Linked DNA regions of Homo sapiens: all the other regions are linked to region 1. A link is a contact called in ENCODE Hi-C or POLR2A ChIA-PET data. All regions are on one chromosome and are shown on one strand. Each heading gives the region's core, a stretch centred on a gene start or an enhancer-like site at or near the end of the contact. The rest is flanking DNA. Distances are from core to core; before and after follow the strand shown.

Region 1 (3,872 bases), core at 444-2,943:
CTTTGGGGAGATTAGGGATCCTGAGTTCAGGATCTTCTAAGAAGAAAGAGGGAGAAGAAAAGGACTCGGTGAAAAGGAGCCGGGGCTCGGTGGCTCGCGCCTGTAATCCTAGCACCTTGGGAGGCTGAGGCACGTGGATCAATTGAGGTCAGGAGTTCGAGACCAGGCTGGCCAACATGGTGAAATCCCATCTCTACTACAAACACAAAAATTAGCCGGGCGTAGTGGCGGGCACCTGTAATCCCAGCTATTTGGGAGGCTGAGGCAGGAGAATCGCTTGAACCTGGGAGGCGGAGGTTGCAGTGAGCCGAGATCGCGCCACTGCACTCCAGCCTGGGCGACAGATCGAGACTCCCTCTAAACAAAACAAAACAAATCAAAACTGGTTGCAGGTAGGTTTTGTGGTAGTGGCTGATGGGATTTGGGATTTAAGGAAATTCACCTCTAGTGGTCTCACTTTCCTCAGAGATGTAAGAGACAAAATTTTTTATTTTTATTTTTACCAAAGCGGGTGAGTGAGTAGAGTTCAGTAAGAGGTTAGAAGAGCGTGAGGGCTGGGAACAGCAGGGGAGGGGAATAGGAGATAATCTGAGTAGCAATGTGTAAATGTGACTGTCTTAGGCTCAGCAATATTGCGTAGTCGCACGTGGAAGTCCCGACTGAAGTTGGACACTTTTCGTTCGCAGTGGTGCCAATTCTCAGGGTTGTGTGATTTTCTGCACCGATGCAGGAGTGAGCAAGGTTGGTTGAACTGTTGCAGACTAACAGTTTTGCAGGTGGGCGAAGGATCAGGGAGGAAATTGAGTTGAGGGTGTTGGTGAATAGGATATAGGAGTTTCAGAACCCGACTACACATCTGTCGTTGATGGTCTAAATATTTGCATGTTTGCAGGTCCAGCGATGGCACAATGCCTAGCAGCAGAAGGTTTGCACCCACTGTGCGACATGAGTGGCAGCTCTGGAAAATCATAAAATCATGGGAGGACTTGAGAGTGCAGGCTGGGTGGGGTGGGACTGTGGCTGCGAAAAACAGTGTTATGAAACTGTGCGCGGGACAAGAAAGCTGATTTTACTGATTGTATATTGGGGAGTACTACGGGAATCACTGGAGAGGCCACTTCATTTTCTCCTATCCCACCCCATCTTTTGGGGTTGCAACTAACCAGTAAGTTTACACATTGAGGATACAATGGCGAAACGGGGCCGCGAGGCGATGACGTCATTCGCGGGAGTAGGGGGGAGAAGCGACCACTGTTAGGGTACTGTCCATAAAGGCAATTTGAAAATATTTCAGCCTTTTTACTTTTATACTTCCGGCCCTTGCAGTTTGAGGTGGTAACAAACGACTGCTGCTCCCAACCACTTTCACCACCGCCTGTTACCATGGGAGCGCTCGGGTAGCTAGGCTTGGACGACTCTATTCTACGTCATCATCAAAGCGCATCTCAGGACTGATAGCTCCGCCCTAAACTAAGGGAGAGACTGTGCTCCCAAGTACGTAGCCTGCAGTGCCTAACGCATTCTCAGCAATTTTGACCCCCAACAGACGCCGTCGACAGTCTCCCAAGAACAATTCCCAGGAGCTCGGATTCCAAGAGCCGCCCGCGCCCTCGTTTACCTTCGCTAGTCGCCCTGCAGCCCCGCCCTGTCCGGAGGCCCCGCCCTCCATGAATCAGCTGATCCCGCGGACCCACTGGGTTGCCAAGCTCGCGCCGGATGCGGAGCGCGGTGCTGCCGGTGGAGCTTCAGGTGAGCGAGTGTGGGTCCCGGGTTGGCTATTGGCTAAGGAGGGCTTATCGGCTGGGACCCCTTGTATGCGGAAGGCCGGGGACAGGGAGCTAGGCGGAGGCTGTGGTCGAGGCCGGAGAGCGCCCTGCGGGGGGCCTGCGGAGACGGCGCCCGCATTTTCCCAGCTCTGGGTGCGATCGACTGCTCCTGCCGGTCCAGCAGCGCCCGAGGCGGCCCCTGCCTTGGCCCCAGGTTCTCCCACTTGCCCCGGTCTCTCCCTCCCCAGACTGGGCGCCGCTGCAGTGGTCTCAGCTGCGTGAAATTCCTTCAAGCCCCCTCTTCCCGCCTCCACCCACGCTGCCTTCCAGCTATTCATTCACGAGAATTTCTTGAATGCCCACACTAGGCGCTGAGCTGATAAACTGGGGTCCGTGGCCTGGAACCCTGCTGAGTGTCCCTGGCGGCCTTGCCACAGGGTGCAAATCGCGTTGAAGAGTGGACCAAGGGCTACTTGAAAAGGCGGTTGCGGAGAAAGAAAATAGCTTTGATAATAAGAATTAGTAGTTTAGGCAAGTCTTTGAGCCTATCAAGTAATTCATCAAGAGGAGAAGATAAGTTATTTTGAGAAGCGAAGCCAGAAAAATAACACAGGTCCTTGACGCTGGTGTTCGTCCTCGGATAATAGGGCTGCTTTGGAGACAGGCAACAGTAGACTGGTAGAATCGTTCTATTGCTTAAGGCTTTGATGGTGGAAGAGAAAAAACACTCTTGTTGAAGTGGCATATCCAAGAACAGTGCTTTCTTTCTGGTTTAGGATGGAGAAGGAACTGACTGCTGTACCCAAGTGAAGATCTTTACTCAGTTACCCTTATATTTGGCTATATGGAATAAAATTGTGTGATATGTTTATTCTGAGCAGGTACAAAACTTCAGCAAACCTATTGGTCCCACATTTTCCCCCCCATTTATCATATGATTTGGAGTGACCGGTTGACCTTTGAGTTAATGAATAATTTAAAGCAGTGAAAAATTTTTTGCAGTAAACTACGGTGTTTTAACCTTGATAACATAAGCATAGTGGTTAAGATTCTAGGCTTTGTATCTGAACATACCCAGAGTCACATCCATTTACATCTTTGATTTTGGGCAAGTTATTTAATCTCTCTGCCTCAGTTCTCTTGTCTCTAAATTGGGGATAAAAATGTTTTCCTGATAACAGTACCTTTACGTGTAATGGTTCATGTATCGTATTTATTACAGTGCCTGTTTTATGGTAAATATTCAATACATATTAGCTGTTTTTATAATTAATTCCTCCCACTACATCATGATCCAAACTGACTCTTTTCTTAAGTGATGGGGAAGGGAACTGAATATTTTAAGGAAGTAGCTATAAAATATGATTTCAAGTTGTTCTGTAGTAATTTTGGTGTTCCATAAGGACATTTTAATGTGAAAAAGATACTGACAGAATCTATACATGGTTTGAATTTATTAGTTTCTAAACTATGACCAGTATTAGCAGATTTAAAATTCATAATTATAGCAAGAAAACGTCAAAGTTGTTTAACAGTGTTAAAATTTGAAACTGTAATGATCCAGAAAAATGAAATACCAAACCGATAATTTTGGGAAAAAAACAAAACTTGAGTGGCATTATGCAGGCCATTTACTTTTTAAATGTACTCAATATAAACAGGAATCCCTTCTCTCCAAATTTCAGTTTTTCAGAATTTGGGCTGTCATTTGAAACACTTACTTTGGGCACTTTGACTGTTAAAGAAGCAAAGGGTATGCTAAGAACTTCAATGAGTCTTGATGTTAGTGTTTTTGTAATTAGGTGGAATCTCCTACCTTTTCATGAAAACTGGGTTTAAAGCAGTAGCTGCTGGGTCCATTCTAATGATAATCTCAAAAATGTGACTGACTTGTAAAAATCTACAATTATTTATTAATGTGAGACTAGGTAAAGTATGAGTTGAAAAACTAGGAAGAAAGGCAGAGTGGTGATTTTTAAGCTTGTATAAAGGAAGGCCCGCTTTGGGTACTATGAGGTACCTTTCTCACTCAGAGGCATGCTGTGAGGATTTGTGACTTTTAAATCATTTAGCTCTTTTTATAACTTTGTGGAATTAAATCTACCA
Region 2 (3,872 bases), core at 983-3,482, 710 kb after region 1:
TATCAACTGTAAATCTTATAAACATAATCACAGATCAAAGGTTTATATTTATGGAATATAAAAAATATATTTAAAATATTTTCTTAGAGACATCAAGCCTCTAGTCTTTAAAAAAAAACAAATTTTTTTTTTGAGATGGAGTATCACTCTGTCGCCAGGCTGGAGTGCAGTGGGTGGTGCAATGTCGGCTCACTGCAACCTCCGCCTCCCAGGTTCTAGTGATTCTCCTGCCTCAGCCTACCGAGTAGCTGGGATTACAGGCGTGCACCACCACACCCGGCTAATTTTTTGTACTTTTAGTAGAGACTGGGTTTCACCATGTTGGTCAGAATGGTCTCGATCTCTGGACCTCATTATCCGCCTGCCTCGGCCACCCAAAGTGTTGGGATTACAGGCGTGAGCCACCGTGCCCAGCCTAAGAAATATGTTTTTAAAAGAACCTTTATAGCCACATTGTTTATTCTCTCTCCCAACTGTAAACAACCCAAATGTCCAATAACAATAGAAGGGATTATGGTATAGTCACACTGTAGAATATTATACAACAAAAAACTACATGCAAAAGTGTGATTGAATCTCCACAAATATGGATAATGAGCAAGGGGTGAGTCAGAAAAAAATACACATGCACTCTGAACCCATTTATATAGATTGAAATGCCTAACAATTCATTTTTTAGGAATTCATCATAGACGGAAAAATTAAAGTAAAACAAGTGAGTGCTTAGCACAAGTCAGGATAATGGTTACCTCTTGGTGGAGGAGATGGAATCACAGAAACATACTGGGAGATTCTAAGGCAGTGTTTTTCAACCAATTTTTAACTATTGTCCCTGTAAGGAACCTTTCTAGACATTTTATTCCTAATCACACCCCCCGCCATGAAAATTTAACACTACATATATACTGTATAACTGTTTATATACTGTGGCCCTTTGGAGGGACACAAATCATTGTAGTAACTAAGATTCCGACCCCGGCCCCACCAATTTTCAACCCCTTGAAATGTAAAATCACCCCTGTTAAGACTGCATGTTCTAAGTTATTGGCAATGCTTTATTTTCTAATCTAAGAGGTGGATACAGGAGTGTCTGCTTCTGTTAGTTATAATTTTTTAAAATGTATGTTTTATACACCCTTCTGTATATATACTTGACAATAAAAAATAAAAATAGAAAAATTGACTTAAATTGTGCTGAGGACTGAAAAATGGTGGTTATTTCCGTTTCAGAGCAGCTCAAATAATAACAGTAAGGAAATTAGTTAAATAAAGAAAAAACATGCAACCAAAAATTTTAAAAGCTATCTATGTCTGAAGTGAATCTAAAAGTCTCATGAAGATCAACCTCCACTAAAGGAAGCTGGCTCTAAGAAAATGTGCTGGTATCCTTTCCCTAAGAAAGAAATAAGAAGATAATGCTACTTCCACTACATGCAATTTTAGTTTACCGAAGACTATCAAGTATATATCTTAACTTCCTCGTATTAAAAACTGTGATTATATGAATATTAGAACATAAAAAACAAATGAACTGTTATTACTTTTAGTGATGCTGTTCTTCTGCCTTTGCGATCCAAAGGCAAACAAAGACAATTTTGCGTGTGGCAGAAGCGGGAACAAGCACCTGGATTTAACAACTACAGTAATGATCACTGAATCCTCCAACCACCTCTTCCTACCCCAACTCTAAACTAGGACTTCATTAGTTCTCGCCTGCTAGTTCTTTGATCTCCCTCCCAGCCTCCCATCCTTCTCCATTTAGTCTCTCCTTTTCTGCACTCCCCAGAATAGAGTCTAGCTCTTAATCCTAATCAACGGGCCTCCCACCAACTCCCTAATTTACCTGACAGCAATCTGACCTCTCAGGACACTCAACTCTGCAACCGGAGCCAACCGGAAACGGAGGTTGTCACCTCGAGTTTCTCACGGCAGGAAAGCGGAGAAGCCGCTTAACGTTCCGATACTGGGTTAGAGATTCCTGAATCAGGTAGAGACTACATGAGGGACGCTGGAAGTCGATTATTTTCCCAGTATATGTGCATCCTCAATCTGACTGAGGTAACAGATACTGTAGAAAAGAGAAGGGCGGGGAAGATAATATGTTGTCCTTGCTTGGGGACGGAATCCTTAGACACCGCACACAGGGCGGGGCTGCCGGCATACTGCAGCCAATAAGGGAGGCTGTTGTTGAGAGCGTGTTCTCACCCAATGAGAGGGTTGGTTGTTGCGCTGCAGTTGGCAGGCTGCTGCGGGAGGCGGCGGCGGTAGGAAGCCGGAGACAGCAGGGTGACAGGTAGGCGGCGGTGCTGTCTTTGGGGGAGGCAAAGTGCTAGATGAAGAGGGGTTTTCTTCTCCTTCGGCCGCGGAAACTACAGACGGGAGCTGGCGAGGGTGGTCTGGAAAGGCGGTAGCCGGTGTGTTGGTGGTCCCGGAACCTCTCGTAAACCAGGTAGCATCTTGGGAGGGTCGTGAGGAGGAGAAGGCGGCAGCCGAGGCGGGTGGAAGCCGAGCCTTGTGGGGCGACGTGGGGGCCCACCTAGGGCGTGGGGGCTGCGGTGGCGCCAGCAGAGAGGGAGGAGAGGCGGGAGCAAGGCGGTGTCGTGAGGGCTGAAGGGATTCTTTGCACAAAGCCCCAGGCGAGAAAAGGACACGGCATTGAAGACAGTTAAGAGAAATCCCAGTGATTGCTTCTTAGGGCCATTTCCTGGGGGTGGTGAGGGGGAGCGGAGAAGAAAAATATTTACTGGCGGTCAGATTCTGAACACTCATTATTGCTGTACATTATGTAATCTTTGGCTGTTATTTACCCAAACAACTAGGTTGTCCCTCCTGGGAGAGGAGGTCTTGCAACCTATTAATGTGTTAGAACACTTTTTTCATTGGCTTGAGTGCCATTTACATTGGCAGGTTCTCTAGGCGAAGGGTGGTAGCATGGAGGATAGAGTAGTCACGAAGAGCTTATCCCAATTATGGACTTGACAGATACTAGTTTGCGATGAATGTGGCCAGGTTCATGTTTTGTAGTTCGTGAATTTATTTGAGGGTCAAGGCTGACAACATTTTTTAAAGATCTTCAGAAAAGTGGGGAATCCTTTAAAAATGTACAGTAGGAGCTCAGTGTAAGTTGGAAAATGACTAGAAAATTAGTTGGTAGATCCCTTCCTCCCCCCAGGATATTGTGGAAGTTAGGGACTGTGCAAATAAGGTGGTGGTCTGAATATGGGGAAAAAAATAAACTTTTTTTTTTTTTGAGACGGAGTTTCGCTGTTGTTGCCCAGGCTGGAGTGCAATGGCGCGATCTCGGCTCACAGCAACCTTCGCCTCCCGGGTTCAAGCCATTCTCCTGCCCCAGCCTCCGGAGTAGCTGGGATTACAGGCATGCGCCACCACGCCCGACTAATTTTGTATTTTTAGTAGATACGGGGTTTCTCCATGTTGGTCAGGCTGGTCTCGAACTCCGGACGTCAGATGATCCGCCCGCCTCGGCCTCCCAAAGTGCTGGGATTACAGGCGTGAGCCACCGTGCCCGGCAGAAAAAAGTCAACTTTTAAGTAGTTTGTTCTGTAAGCAAGTCTGAGAAGCTACTTATGAATTATTTATTAGGTTTAAAAAGTGGACTCTGAACCTCTCGGACAGAGGCAAAATATATTTATAGATATAATTAACTAAATTATCTTATTTAAAAAAATTTTATAATTCATTGTTTCCACAATAAAATGTAGAATTAAAATAGGAATTCTATTCAGTATGTGTTATGGAAGGGCAAACGACATAAAAACTTGATTTTGTAGGTCATTGAAAAACAATTTTGAGAGCAGCACTGGAAAATGATTTTAAAAGAAGTGTTATAAATTTCTAAAATGTAAGGTGTT
Region 3 (3,872 bases), core at 919-3,418, 540 kb after region 1:
TTGAAGCCCAAAGCGGGCAGATTACTTGAGGCCAGGAGTTCAAGACCAGTCTGGCCAACATGATGAAACCCCGTCTCTACTAAAAATACAAAAAATTAGCCAGGCATAGCGGCACATGCCTATTGTCCCAGCTACTCGGGAGGCTGAGGCAGGAGAATTGCTTGAACCCAGGAGGCGGAGGTTGCAGTGAGCCAAGATTACGCCACTGCACTCCAGCCTGAGTGACAGAGTAAGACTCCATCTCAAGAAAAAAAAAAGAAAGAAAAAAGAAAAGCAAGGAAAATAAATAAATAAATGTTTCAGGGTTTCATTGTTTCCTACGCTGAGGTGGGAGCGAATATTCTCTGAAATTATCTTGTAGATAACCTTTAGAAAATTTAAATGATATCCCATATATTCCAGGCATATTCTCTCAAACAGAGCAAGTTCCCCACTTGCTCCACAAGATGCCACAAGCCTTCTCAAGGCTTCTCTGGGTCACCTGGATTTCAGCTCAGCCTTAGTTTCCTGACAACATCCTGTTGTTCCCTCATACTTTTCTTTTTTGCCTCCCTTGTTATTTGTTACCCCCACTTGGAATACTCTTCCTCTTTGATATCTCCAAAGTGTGAATCCACACAACACTGTCCACTTCCTCCAGGAAGTCTACCCTGACTGCTCCCACCTAGTATATCTCTTTCATTCACGTTCTTCTTGCACATTCAGTCAGAAACCTACAGCTGCTCTCCATTTGCCAAGAGGTTGTTCTCTAAGTTTATATCAAGATTGTTTGATGAGATCGCAAAATGCCACTTCCCATTTTTCCCCTAGCTGGCTTTTTAACCCGTGTCATGCCTGACATCTAAACATACTGCTTGATCACTACACAAGGCTGGCCCACAGACTGCTTTGGCACAAAGGCCAAAGACTACTAGGCTCAACGTTAATTCCTGTCTTTCTGGGCCAAGATAAAGCCAGAAGACACAGAGCCATCCACTGATGCACCAGTAAATTAATGACTTTACAAACCAGCATGCATTCTTGCGGGGAGTGTGTGCAAGTGGGAAAAAAACTGTCTGGATATCAAAATCAGTCACCAAGCTGTATATTTACAACTTGTGAATTCTTCAGTATTTATGTAAGGTTTCGATACAAATTTTACACCAGAAAATCAACATGACTCACTCCAGTCTTCTAATTTTCTATTTTTCCTCCGAGACCTTGCTGGATGTTTTCTTTTCTTTTTCTTTTTTCTTTTCTTTTTTCCTTTTTTTTTTTTTTTTTTTACTCTGAAGATCTACTGGAGAGATGTTTTCATAAAGATAGAGAAAAGGGTCTGGACAAGGTGGCTCACGCCTGTAATCCCAGCACTTTGGGAAGCCGAGGCGGGCAGATCACTTGAGGTCAAAAGTTTGAGACCAGCCTGGCTAACATGTTGAAACCCCATCTCTACTAAAAATACAAAAATTATCTGGGCAAGGTGGCAGGCATCTGTAATCCCAGCTACTCAGGAGGCTGAGGTGGGAGAATCTTTTGAACCTGGGAGGCGGAGGTTGCAGTGAGCCAAGAACGTGCCACTGCACTCCAGCCTGGGCGACACAGCAAGACTCTGTCTCAAAAAAAAAAAAAAAAAAAAAAATAGAAAGGGGTCATACTGGGGAAAAGGAACAAACACAGACGCACTGAAAAGAATCCAAATGGTTAAGAATATGACAAAGAGAATCAGAGACTACGAAGATTTAATTCAGGAGGGTGGGGATAGAAATAATTTGACACTGCTCTTCAGCTAAATTTATTCTTTACTTGAAAACTTCTGTCTGGCCAGGCACAGTGGCCCACGCCTGTCATCTCGGCACTTTGGGCAGCCGAGGCAGATGGATAGCTTGAGCCCAGGAGTTCAAGACAAGCCTGGGAAACATGATGAAACTCCATCTCTACAAAAAATGCAAAAATTAACTAGGTGCGGTGGTGCGCACCTATATTCCAGCTACTCGCAGATGGGGAGCTGAAGTGGGAGAATCACTTGAGCCTGGGAGGTTGAGTCTGCGGTGGGGCCAGGGTTCGGTAAGCCGAGGTCACACCACTGCACTCCAGCCTGGGCGGCAGAGCCAAACTCTTGTCTCTAAAAAAAGACTTTTTAATAGAATTTTCATGTTGGCTTGCTGCCCTCTGGTGGAATTATTAGGGTTTATCACAAACACTGTGGAATTCACTCTGGCAATGACCACTAACACAAAATACCGATGGTTCTTGGGCATAACTCTCCCCCTGGGGAGTTAGATCTTTGACTTCATGGCGTCAGGAATTTGTTATTGGCCTGGACAACAGAAACATGTCTGGAAAATCCCCAAATATTTGGAAATGAAATAACACAACTCTAAATAATCCATGGGTCAAAAAAGAAATCAAAAGGAAATTATGTAGTATTGAATTAAATTAAAATCAAAACAAAATATCAAAATGCATGGGATGCCGCTAAAGCAAGGCTAGGAGAAAATTTACAGAACTAAATGCCTAAAAGGAGCAGGGGTGGGGAGGGGCAGGAGGACAGGATTCAAGAGGGCATACGAAATATTTTGGAGGTAATATATATGTTCACTATCCTGACTGCAGTGATAGTTCCACTCAAATATATACAGTCATACGTCACTTAATGACAGGCATAAGTTCCAAGAAAAGCATCGTCAGTGATTTCGTCATTATGCCAACATCATAGAATGTACTTATGCAAAACCTAGATGGTATAGCCTACTACACACCTAGGCTATATGGTCTAGACTATTACTCCTAAGATGCAGACCTACAAAGCATGTTACTGTATTGAATATTGTAGGCAATTGTAACACAATGGTAAGTATTTGCATATCTAAATATATCTAAACATAGAAATGGTACAGTAAAAATACCGTATTATAATCTTATGAGACCACCATCATATATGTGGTCGGTCATTGACTGAAATGGCACATGAATATATATATGAGTGTGTCTATATGACTGTCATATATGTCATACATATGTCAAAACTTATCAAATTATATACTTTATATGCCATTTGTTGTATATCAATCATATCTCAGTAAAGCTGTTTTAAACAACATGTGGCTGTACTATTAGGTAGTACAACTCAAGTGCAATTACTAAGAGAATACTAAAAGCATGCATAATTAACAAGCTAATAAAGGAGTAAGGTGAACTTTCTAAAATTACTTAATTCGTCTAAAAGAAATCAAGAAAGTAGAGAAAAGTGAATTGATGCCACGAATAAAAAACAACTGGAAATATAGTAGATTTTAGCCCAATTATATTGACAATTACATTAAATGAAAATGGACTAAATACTGTAATTTTAAGAAAAGTACCTTCCAGAATACATTTTTCTATAATAAAAGAAAAACTTGAACAATACACCACTTACGGCAGACACATTTCAAGTATAAGAACACCGAAACACTGAAAGTATAAGGATGGAAAAAGATGTACCAACTGATATCATTATACTAATATCACATAAGGCAGACATAAAGGAAAAATGATCCTAATTTAAAATGAGAAATTGACAATCTACAGTCATAGTGTAAGATTTTTATGTTCCCTTCTCGATAATGGGTAAGAAAGACAGACAAGCAGTAGAGTTATACAAGATTTGAACAACACAATTAACCTTGACCTAAATAACATAAAATCTTGACCTAAGTAACATAAAATCAATTCTGTTAGTGCCTTTCTTTCCTCATTCATACAGTCACTGTAATAGTGACTCCTGCATGTGAAGGTTATTACGAGAATCAAATGAGTTAATACATGCAAATTCTTAGAATTCCTGGCATGCAGAGTAAATTCATAATAAGTAGGAACTTAACCAAGAAATAAAAGCCTAAGTATATTGCTTT

What was found. Hi-C counts contacts between places; a loop is a spot of excess contacts on that map. ChIA-PET counts read pairs that join two places held with the same protein, here RNA polymerase II (POLR2A). Pooled maps may share reads with other maps.
Region 2: a loop to region 1 is called in a pooled map, with 8 times the contacts of the local background. The contact joins the promoter of HYCC2 here to the promoter of ALS2 in region 1. A Hi-C loop is called at or near these places in 9 of 50 pooled maps.
Region 3: a map of CD8-positive, alpha-beta T cell shows a loop between it and region 1 (4-fold over the local background). The contact joins the enhancer-like site here to the promoter of ALS2 in region 1. A Hi-C loop is called at or near these places in 12 of 168 maps with a recorded cell type or tissue (CD4-positive, alpha-beta T cell, CD4-positive, alpha-beta memory T cell, CD8-positive, alpha-beta T cell and 7 more), 26 of 37 single-sample maps with no recorded cell type and 19 of 50 pooled maps. POLR2A ChIA-PET finds 5 or more read pairs at or near these places in 7 of 52 experiments (CD4-positive, alpha-beta T cell, MCF 10A, SK-N-SH and 4 more).

What each region holds. Positions count from the first base shown.
Region 1 is chr2:201,778,754-201,782,625 of GRCh38, reverse strand. It overlaps ALS2 (alsin Rho guanine nucleotide exchange factor ALS2), which reads left to right and starts at 1,693. Exons shown (of 34, transcript NM_020919.4): 1 at 1,693-1,749. RefSeq lists enhancers at 1,334-1,403, 1,414-1,643, 1,654-1,723 and a silencer at 1,854-2,023.
Region 2 is chr2:201,070,031-201,073,902 of GRCh38, reverse strand. HYCC2 (hyccin PI4KA lipid kinase complex subunit 2) reads left to right here and starts at 2,232. Exons shown (of 13, transcript NM_001321623.1): 1 at 2,232-2,293. It overlaps NDUFB3 (NADH:ubiquinone oxidoreductase subunit B3), which reads right to left and starts at 1,902. Exons shown (of 3, transcript NM_002491.3): 1 at 1,844-1,902. RefSeq lists enhancers at 1,380-2,003, 2,140-2,229, 2,250-2,519, 2,004-2,629, 2,620-2,759.
Region 3 is chr2:201,234,832-201,238,703 of GRCh38, reverse strand. It overlaps a transcript of CASP8 not described here. Among named protein-coding and RNA genes, the nearest start is that of CASP8, 24 kb to the left of the region's middle. Within about 2 kb of position 2,168, at least 7 of the 41 ENCODE cell types and tissues checked have a DNase peak (open chromatin) inside an H3K27ac peak, as active enhancers do; they include CD8-positive, alpha-beta T cell, where a contact is called at or near this core.